Regions from separate parts of the Homo sapiens genome. Here region 2 is linked to region 1. The links are chromatin contacts, found by Hi-C or POLR2A ChIA-PET in ENCODE. All regions are on one chromosome and are shown on one strand. Each heading gives the region's core, a stretch centred on a gene start or an enhancer-like site at or near the end of the contact. The rest is flanking DNA. Distances are from core to core; before and after follow the strand shown.

Region 1 (4,567 bases), core at 1,048-3,547:
TCTCTCTGCTTGGAGTACTTCTGTAATGCATCTAGCCTGCTGACCCAGGTAGGCCTTTGTCTGCTGAAACTTTAGCCAATGTGCATTCAGAACATCTATACCTACCCCCTAATGTGGAATAATGAGACTTCAGGGGACTCCATATAATGCACTACTTCTCTGTTTTTAGGTTATCCCCAATAAAACCTATATTATATCTGTATTTTGTTTGTGATACGTTTGCGTGGATACTGAATATATCCTGGAATTTATTCATACATATTTTAAACAAACATATTCTAAATGATGTTTATGAAAATTTATTACATGTATTATTTTTAGTAATAACAAAATATCAAAAATAAATAACTGCTCAGTAATAGAGTGCTGGTTAAATAAAGTAGGTATATCCAACAAATAGAGTGTTAGTCATAAAAAATCAAGAAATTCATTGTGTAACATGTAATGATCTCCAAGATACAATCGTAAGTGAAAGAACAATGCAAAGAAAACTATATAATTGAAAAATAAGGGATAGAGATAGGCAGATAGATATGTATTTATTTGTATATGCATAACATATCTCTGTAAGGATAAACAAAAGGAGTTCAGTATTAGTTAATTCTAGAGCAGGGAATTTGTTGCCAGAGTAACAATATGGAAGGGAGATTTTTGTTATACCTTTTCTTCCTTTCGAATGTTGAACCATCTTAACGTATTAACTAACCCAAAATGAAATCCAGTTTAAATTTAAAAAAATCTCGTTGCTGTGAATCACAGTAACATTTAGTTCTGTCCATGTAGTTCTATACCTAGCACATGGGATATCTCCTGCTGTTATGCATAAGATAGGTTGAAATGTGATAATGGGATTAGAATCTAGACAAGGGGATAGGATAGTGCAGACACAGATGATGACAATGAATGTTATGTGCCAAGTTCCACGACACAGTAAAAAAAATCTTTAATTTATATGAGTCAGACTTGAAGTCTCTTATGTGCAAAGCTGTGCTGAAAAGACATGTCGTAGGGACAGTTCTACAACCCCACCTTTCTTCCCTTGCCGCTACATGCCTGTCTTCCTGCTTAATCCTGCTGCCATGTAAAAACAGCTGCCTCTCACTTGTCCCCCACTTGACCTTATTTTATCTGATGCTTTAAAATCCCATTTCACGCAGTCAAAGCTAGCAAAGAAGATAAAGCAGGATTTAGAAGAAGATGGATAATAGAAGGGAAAGGAAGAAAAGCTTTCCTGTGATAAAAATCTGGAAATCTAACCACCAAATTGTAACGTAATTTATATGGGAAAATTCATTTTTGTTTTCTACACAACCAGAACATCAATAAAACACTTTGAAAGGTAACCTGTTTGTAAATTGAGGAACTTCTATGCTTATACTTCCACATGGAGGCATGAAGACTGAGTCACAACGGCAAAAAAAAAAAAAAAACTCCTCAAGATTGATACTTAGACCCATTTAGCAAGGAGGCCTTCTTTTTCTTGAAAATAAATATTATATTGAATTCCATTTACGTATAGTTAATGCTGGCCAGTTTGTGGAGATTGTGGAAAAGCAAAAAAAAAAAAAAAAATGTTAGCACAGGCTTCAAGGGACAATTCTAAAGACCTTCAAGACAGTGACTTCAAGTAGCTTTTTTCCCTCATCTATCACTGACACAAAAATATGTGAAACAGATGGTGGTTCTTGGCTATATATAGTTTTTGTTGAAACTTGTTAAAAACAGTTTGGATCATGATTAAGAAATCTTACCACCTCTTAGCTGAAACATACCCCAAGGTTTTTCTTAGAAGGTGTTAGAAAGGCAGCTGATGATTATAGTCAATGTTTCCTTCTTCTACAAATAAAAAAAAATCTAAAACCACCAATGGCCTTCTGGATACAAGCAAATAAATACACAAAATCAAAGACAACTGGGAGATGTTCATAACTAGTCTAGTTTTTTTATTGAATAAACAGCTGTACTTTGGGTTATTGACATACATATACATTATATGAACTCTTACTTTGACTTAACTTTTTTCTTGCATGAGTCATTGTAGTCATTAGACTGTTTACTGTTTCCTGTTTTGCCCTCCTGGGTGCTGAGTAGATTGACACGTCTTTGCTCCCTTGTGTTTGAATGGGGCTGTGTGATTCATTTGAGCCAGAGAGTTGTGAACAGTGTGTGGTGTGGCTCCCCTGGGCCTGTGCACTTAAGTACCAATGCCAGACCGCAAAAAATTTTTTGTTCCTTTGTCACATTAACCAGAAACAAGTAAGATAGTGGCCACTCTTGCAGCTGAGTTCCTTGACTGACCACAAGAAGCAAAGTTTCATTACCGAACTGTCGTGGACATGCATCAGGAGTGAGAAATAAAGCTGTATTGTTTTAAGCCCTGAAAGTTTTTAGTTTGTTTATTACTGTAGTGTAATCTAGCTTACCCTGACTGATACAGATCATGCTGAAGTCACTGGCAATAAAGCAACAGCCAATGACTTGCCAATGGAAAGGCAGAGAAAAGGAAGGTCTATTCCCAGAGAGAGCATTGCTTTTTCCACGTGAAACAGGACAAAAAAGCAAACAAACAACAAAACAAAAAACAAGTATTCCCAGGCATATATCTGCAATGCTACAGCTGTCCTTTAAGAATGACTCTCTTAATTATGCTCTCGTGATTGCCAAAACATAGAAGCCACTGGAACGAATTTGAGTAAAAAGGATTATGGGATCATTAGGATCTCATAAGTGAAGAAAATCTTAGGAGGTGGAGGAAAAAAACATTAAAAGAAAAACACGTAAGAAAATTAGAGAACCAGTTCAGGAAGTTGACTGGGATTTCTACAAGAAAGAAAAATGAAGGAGATAAATTAGGAATTAAATATAGTTTTCTAGAAATGAAGTTTTTAAAATTTCAGATTGAAAAAAATCCACTGAATTCTCTGCATAAAGATTGAAACCTAACAAGATACACCATGCTGAAATATCAGAATACTGGTGACCACGAGAGGATTCTAAAAAGTCTAGGAGAAACAGGGGTAGGAAGAAAGAAACTGAGAGAGAGGAAAAAGAAAGAAAGGAATGAAGGAAGGAGAAGAGAGAAAGGGAGAAGAAGAGAGGGAGGGAGGAAGGATGGAAGGAAAAAAGAAAGGAAGGAAGGAAGGAAGGAAGATTTCTGACAAAGCATCAATAATCATAATGCATTCTGTATTAGGATGGCATTAGGTGTTGTGTAAAATAGAATCAAACTATAAAATAGCTCAAACATATTAGTTTATTTCTTGTTCAGGTAAAAATCCAAAGTTTCTAGTTAATGGGCAGTTTTTATTTAGTACATCAGGGACTAAGGAACTTTCTTATATTGGGGGTTTCTGTTCTCTAGAATGTCATTATCACCACATTCAGCTGGAAAAATGGTGGGGGGAAGTATGTAGGAAACGTATTATTTTCTTAAAGCCTTTGATCAAGAAGAAAACACGTCACTTTTACTAAAACTGCATTAATACCAGAGCAATCATAACTATAAGCAAGGCTGAAAAAATGCAGCATTGTTGTGCAACATGGAATAAGAGGGACAGGATTTTTAGTGACTAGCCAGCAGTGTAGAGGGAGTAAGAAGGCCCAGTGAGTTCACTAGCAGTAAAGAGGGCTGGTTTCCTTTAGGATCTAAGAAAATAAAATGATGCTTCTGTGCAGGTGTGCAACTGTGCAATAAAAAGAGCATCAAATAGTAAAAGTTTGCGATGCTTGCTTGGAACTGAATCATTTTGATATGACTAATTAGGAAATATGGCTTCATGTGTATTATTATACTGGCACCTGCTGGGTGATATAAATTTGGTGGGTCTCTTTAGGGATATGTTGGCAATACTCCCTTTCTTGGAAAATGCTTAAGGAAGCTTCAGCTGGAAAGGAGACTCTCATGGGGATCCTGAGACACATGAGATTCTGGTTACCATCTTTGCATCTTTTTCTATCAAACAAACCACACTCTACAGCAATATCTGGAGTAGTGCTTCTGTCCTGTGACAAGAGTGGAGAATTATCTTCACATTTTCACCTGGAATGTATTTCTACCCTACAATTTAGTACTCTGCCAAATTACCAATTACACATGAGAATAGAATAAAGACATTTCCACATATGCAGTTTCAAAACTTTTTCTACCCATTGGCCCTTTCTCAGAGATATTTTGGAGGATGTTTTCTACCAAATTGAGGGAGTACGCCAAGAAAGAGGAAGACATAGGACACAGAAAATGGCTGATCCCTTCCAAGAGATAAAGAGAATTCCCAGGACGTCTGCTATTAAAAAGCCTCTGAAAGAAATATCTCTCAAGAAAGGAAATCAGTATATTTCTGGGTGTGTTTAAATGGTTGACATAAGATTTACACATCTAGAGGAGGAAAATTAGTGACAAGTAAGTGGAAGTTCATAGAACAAAAAATGGCACAAAATAAATCTCTAGTACAGACAATTGCTATTCTTCCTCCTTTCTTCTCTTCTCCCCACACATTCCTCCTTTTGTCCTCTTTCAATTGCTCCATCCTCCTCCTCTCTTTCTTACATCCTTCACTTTCTGCTGTAT
Region 2 (4,567 bases), core at 642-3,141, 110 kb after region 1:
GAGTGTTACAGTTCTTAAAGGTGGCATGTCCGGAGTTCATTCCTTCTGATGCTCGGATGTGTTTGGAGTTTCTTCCTTCTGGTGGGGTTCGTAGTCTCGCGGGCTCAGGAGTGAAGCTGTGGACCTCAGCGGTGAGTGTTACAGCTCTTAAGGCCTCGCATCTGGAGTTGTTCTTTCCTCCCGGTGGGTTTGTGGTCTCGCTGGCTTCAGGAGTGAAGCTGCAGACCTTCATGGTGAGTGTTACAGCTCATAAAGGCAGCGTGGACCCAAAGAGTTAGCAGCAGCAAGATTTATTGCAAAGAGCGAAAGAACAAAGCTTCCACAGTGTGGAAGGGGACCGGAGCAGGTTGCCACTGCTGGCTCGGGCAGCCTGCTTTTATTCTCTTATCTGGCCCCACCCACATCCTGCTGATTGGTCCATTTTACAGAGAGCCGAGTGGTCTGATTGGTGCATTTACAATCCCTGAGCTAGACACAAAGGTTCTCCACCTCCCCACTAGATTAGCTAGATACAGAGTGTAGACACAGAAGTTCTCCAAGTCCCCACCAGAGTAGGTAGATACAGTGTGTCGATTGGTGCATTCACAAACCCTGAGCTAGACACAGGGTGCTGACTGGTGTGTTTACAAACCTTGAGCTAGGTACAGAGTGCCCATTGGTGTATTTACAATCCCTTAGCTAGACATAAAGGTTCTCCAAGTCCCCACCAGAGTAGCTGGATACAGAGTGTCCATTGGTGCATTCACAAACCCTGAGCTAGACACAGGGTGCTGATTGCTGTGTTTACAAACCTTGAGCTAGATACAGAGTGCCGATTGGTGTACTTACAATCCCTTAGCTAGACATAAAGGTTCTCCAAGTCCTCACCAGAGTCAGGAGCCCAGCTGGCTTCACCCAGTGGATCCCGCACTGGGGCCACAGGTGGAGCTGCCTGCCAGTCCCGCGCCATGCACCCACACTCCTCAGCCCTTGGGTGGTCGATGGGACTGGGCACCGTGGAGCAGGGGGCGGTGCTTGTCCGGGAGGCTCAGGCCACACCGGAGCCCACGGAAGCGGGGAGGCTCAGGCATGGCTGGCTGCAGTTCCCAAGCCCTGCCCCATGGGGAGGCAGCTAAGGGCCGGCAAGAAATTGAGCGCAGCGCCGGTGGGCTGGCACTGCTGGGGGACCCAGTACACCCTCCACAGCTGCTGGCCTGGGTGCTAAGCTCCTCATTGCCCTGGCCAGCAGGGCCAGTGGGCCGTTCCAAGTGTGGTGCCCGCCAAGCCCACGCCCACCCGGAACTCCAGCTGGCCCACAAGCAGGGTGTGCAGCCCTAGTTCTTGCTTGCGCCTCTCTGGTTCCCGCTTGCGTATCTTCCTCCACACCTCCCTGCAAGCTGAGTGAGCCAGCTCTGGCCCTGGCCAGCCCAGAAACAGGTTCCCACAGTGCAGTGGTGGGCTGAAGGGCTCCTCAAGTTCTGCGAAAGTGGGAGCCCAGGCAGAGGAGGTGCCCAGAGCAAGCGAGGGCTGCGAGGGCTGCCAGCACACTGTCATCTCTCAAAATGTTCACTAAGTGCTACCGGGTGGTAGGCATTGCTCTAGGTCCTAAGGAAAGAGTATTTGAACAAGCTCCTTGCTCTCATGGAGCTTAAATTCTCATAGCAGAGATAAACAATAAATAAGTAAAAAAAATCAGTGACATGACCTTACTATTTGTACAATGAAGAAAGTAAAGTAAGAGGCTACTGAATATCGAAGTAGGGAGGTCGGGTAAAGCCTTCCTACTGAGAAGTGGTCAGAGAACTGAATGATGAGATAAAGCAGCCATGCAGTATCTGCGGAGAGAAAATTCCAGGTAAAGATAACAACAGGTATAAGTCCATGAGGCAAGAACCAGCCTAGCAGGTTGAAGAACAAGAAGGCAAAATGACTAAGCACAGTAAACAGGGGGGAGGAATAAATGAGGTCAGGGAGATAGGAAAGTGCCTGATTATATTGGGCTATATAAGCCTTGGTCAGGAGTTTGGATAGAACAGAAATTAATTATATGTATATTATAGAAAATAAATATGGTTGTGGTTGGTATCATAATCTGCAGCTCAACTTAGAACAGAAGTACTTAAACGGGACACTACAACTACACTTAAAGCTTCCAGTAAGTTTTTCAATGGTCCCATCTTTGACATAAGCTACACCAAGTGTCACCAGGCACCTGAGGAGAGCACTAGAAGAAAGTCAGAAATCCAAGCAAATACAAACAAAGAAGGGGACAGTGCAAAAGCATGAAAATTGCTATTTTTGTTCTTATTTATTTATTTATTTTTCAACTGGCCAAGTCAATATGTATTAAAAAACACACAAACACATGCACAGTGGTAACAAAATAGAGACAGGGAAAGGAGACTCTACATCTCCTATCTGGGGACAGGCTGACCACATAGCATTTCTACAGGGCACGCCTCACTTTAAGAAAGAAGGTATCTTCAAGACCAGATTGACAAGCTAGATAAATGGATAAATCTTTGTTTTTGTGAGAGAACTATATATATATATATATTTTTTTTTTTTGTCAGAGTCTTGCTCTGTCGCCCAGGCTGGAGTGCAGTGGCATGATCTTGGCTCATTGCAACCTTCGCCTCCTGGGCTCAAGCAATTCTCCTGCCTCATCCTCCCAAGTAATGGGACTACAGGCAAGTGCCACCAAACTCGGCTCATTTTTTTATTTTTAGTAGAAATGGGATTTCACCACGTTGGCCAGGCTGGTCTTGAACTCCTGACCTCAGGTGATCCACCTGCCTTGGCCTCCCAAGTGCTGGGATTGCAGGCTGAGCCACCATGCCCAGCCTGTAAGAGCACTTAAGGCAGCTTCACTACTCTGAGGAATAGGAAGTAGAAGAGATTTATGCAGGAGTATTCACAAACCCCTCCAGTTGTGCTAAGAGGGCTCATGAGTACCTGACATGGTTCTGGAAGCAAGAAAGGAGAGAACAGATTTTCCTTGAGACTGCTTTCCTTTCCCAGAAGAGGAGGAATGTTCTCCAAGGAAGACTGGAGAAAGAGGCTCCTCCCAGGAGCTCAGGGAACCAGCTTCTTGGGAAAGCAGGACCAAAGTGCAGGCCCGTGTTGGTGCCTGCCAGCCTGGCAGGACTTTGGCACAGGAACACAGGTCCAGAGCCTTGCCTAGGGTCACTGGTCCTCCTTTCTATAGAGCTCCATAAGGTCCAGAGACTGTTGCCTCATCAGATAGCTACATCTGTGGCTTGGGTTACACGTGAGATCTTGTAGGACAGCCATATGCTTGTCATGCAGGAAAGGTGGCAACAAAATCAAAGATATACAGGGGAGAGAGAGGAGAGAAAGTTACAGGCCAAAGGCCTATCACTTGGGCAATTCTTTCTGTTTCTCAACTCTGTGCTCATTCCCTGTATGTCTGTGGCCAGCAAGGAGCTTGGGTAGTCATCTGACCCAATCACCTCATCCTCACTCAGGTACAGAGGTGAAGCCCAGAGAGGCCCAGCCGCCAGCCTCGGGTTCCCTAGGTTGGGTCCAGGGCAGGCCAGGCCACCAAGCCTCTGGGTCACCACCCTCGGCCCTTCTCACTCAAGGCAGCTTCAATGCCCACGTGTGGGTTTATATTTACAACTGAGTTGGCTGGACTTTGATTATCCACTCCTGCTATCAGTCCAGTTCTAGTTATAAAGCTTGGAGGCCACCATGATGGAGGTGATTAGGAGGAGCAGGGTAGTGATTAAATAGTGCAAAGTTCTGATAGGGGCCAGCAGATATAGGTGAGCATGCAGAACAGGTGGATCAGAAAAAATGGTACTGATTAAATAGTGCAGAAGTTCTGACAAGGGCCAACAGATACAGGTGAGCAGGCAGAAGAGGTGGATCAGAAAAAATGGTGAGGATCATTATCAAGTTGAAAATGGTGACCACTTCAAAGTAGCTGTAAGTGCTGTAGTCAGTCTACAGAGAGCTCTGAACACAGATGAAGGCAATCAACAGGATGACCTTGTCATTTTCTAGTAGTGGTGAACTCAAGAAGAGGCCCAAGGCAGGGGAAGCTGTTCTCCAATGGAACAGCCTTTGCAATGATTTCCTAAGTCCCTTGAAAGACACAGTCTGCCAAAACTCACAGGAGAAATAGATAATCTGGATAGGCTTAAATTTATTAAATAAACTGAATCAATAATAATCTTCCAAAACAGAGAGCACCAGACCCAGAGGGTTCGCAGGTGAATTTTACTAAACATTTAAGGAAGAAATTCTAACAATTCTCCAAAATCTCTTTTAGAAGATAGAAGCAGAGGGAATACCTGTTAATTCACTCTATGAGACAAGTGTTGCCCTAATACCAAAACTTGACAAAGGCATTATGAGAAAAGAGAACTACAGACCAATAGTTCTCATGAATATTGATGTGAAAATCTTTAGCAAAATATTAGCAATTTAAATCCAACAGTGTATAATATATATGTGTATATACATAATGTGTATATATATACATAATGTGTACATATATACACATTATATATATGTATATTATATATCTATATATAGGTGTTAGATGTCTTAAATAGGTGTC

Evidence for each region. A loop is a pair of places that touch in the nucleus more often than their neighbours do. ChIA-PET counts read pairs that join two places held with the same protein, here RNA polymerase II (POLR2A). Pooled maps may share reads with other maps.
Region 2: a pooled map shows a loop between it and region 1 (4-fold over the local background). The contact joins two enhancer-like sites. A Hi-C loop is called at or near these places in 12 of 168 maps with a recorded cell type or tissue (B cell, CD4-positive, alpha-beta T cell, CD4-positive, alpha-beta memory T cell and 8 more), 31 of 37 single-sample maps with no recorded cell type and 16 of 50 pooled maps. POLR2A ChIA-PET finds 5 or more read pairs at or near these places in 12 of 52 experiments (AG04449, B cell, BJ and 9 more).

The regions. Positions count from the first base shown.
Region 1 is chr7:121,528,166-121,532,732 of GRCh38, reverse strand. No RefSeq gene overlaps it. Among named protein-coding and RNA genes, the nearest start is that of FAM3C, 130 kb to the right of the region's middle. Within about 2 kb of position 2,297, at least 10 of the 41 ENCODE cell types and tissues checked have a DNase peak (open chromatin) inside an H3K27ac peak, as active enhancers do; they include PC-9, where a contact is called at or near this core.
Region 2 is chr7:121,418,500-121,423,066 of GRCh38, reverse strand. No RefSeq gene overlaps it. Among named protein-coding and RNA genes, the nearest start is that of FAM3C, 24 kb to the right of the region's middle. Within about 2 kb of position 1,891, at least 2 of the 41 ENCODE cell types and tissues checked have a DNase peak (open chromatin) inside an H3K27ac peak, as active enhancers do; they include PC-9, where a contact is called at or near this core.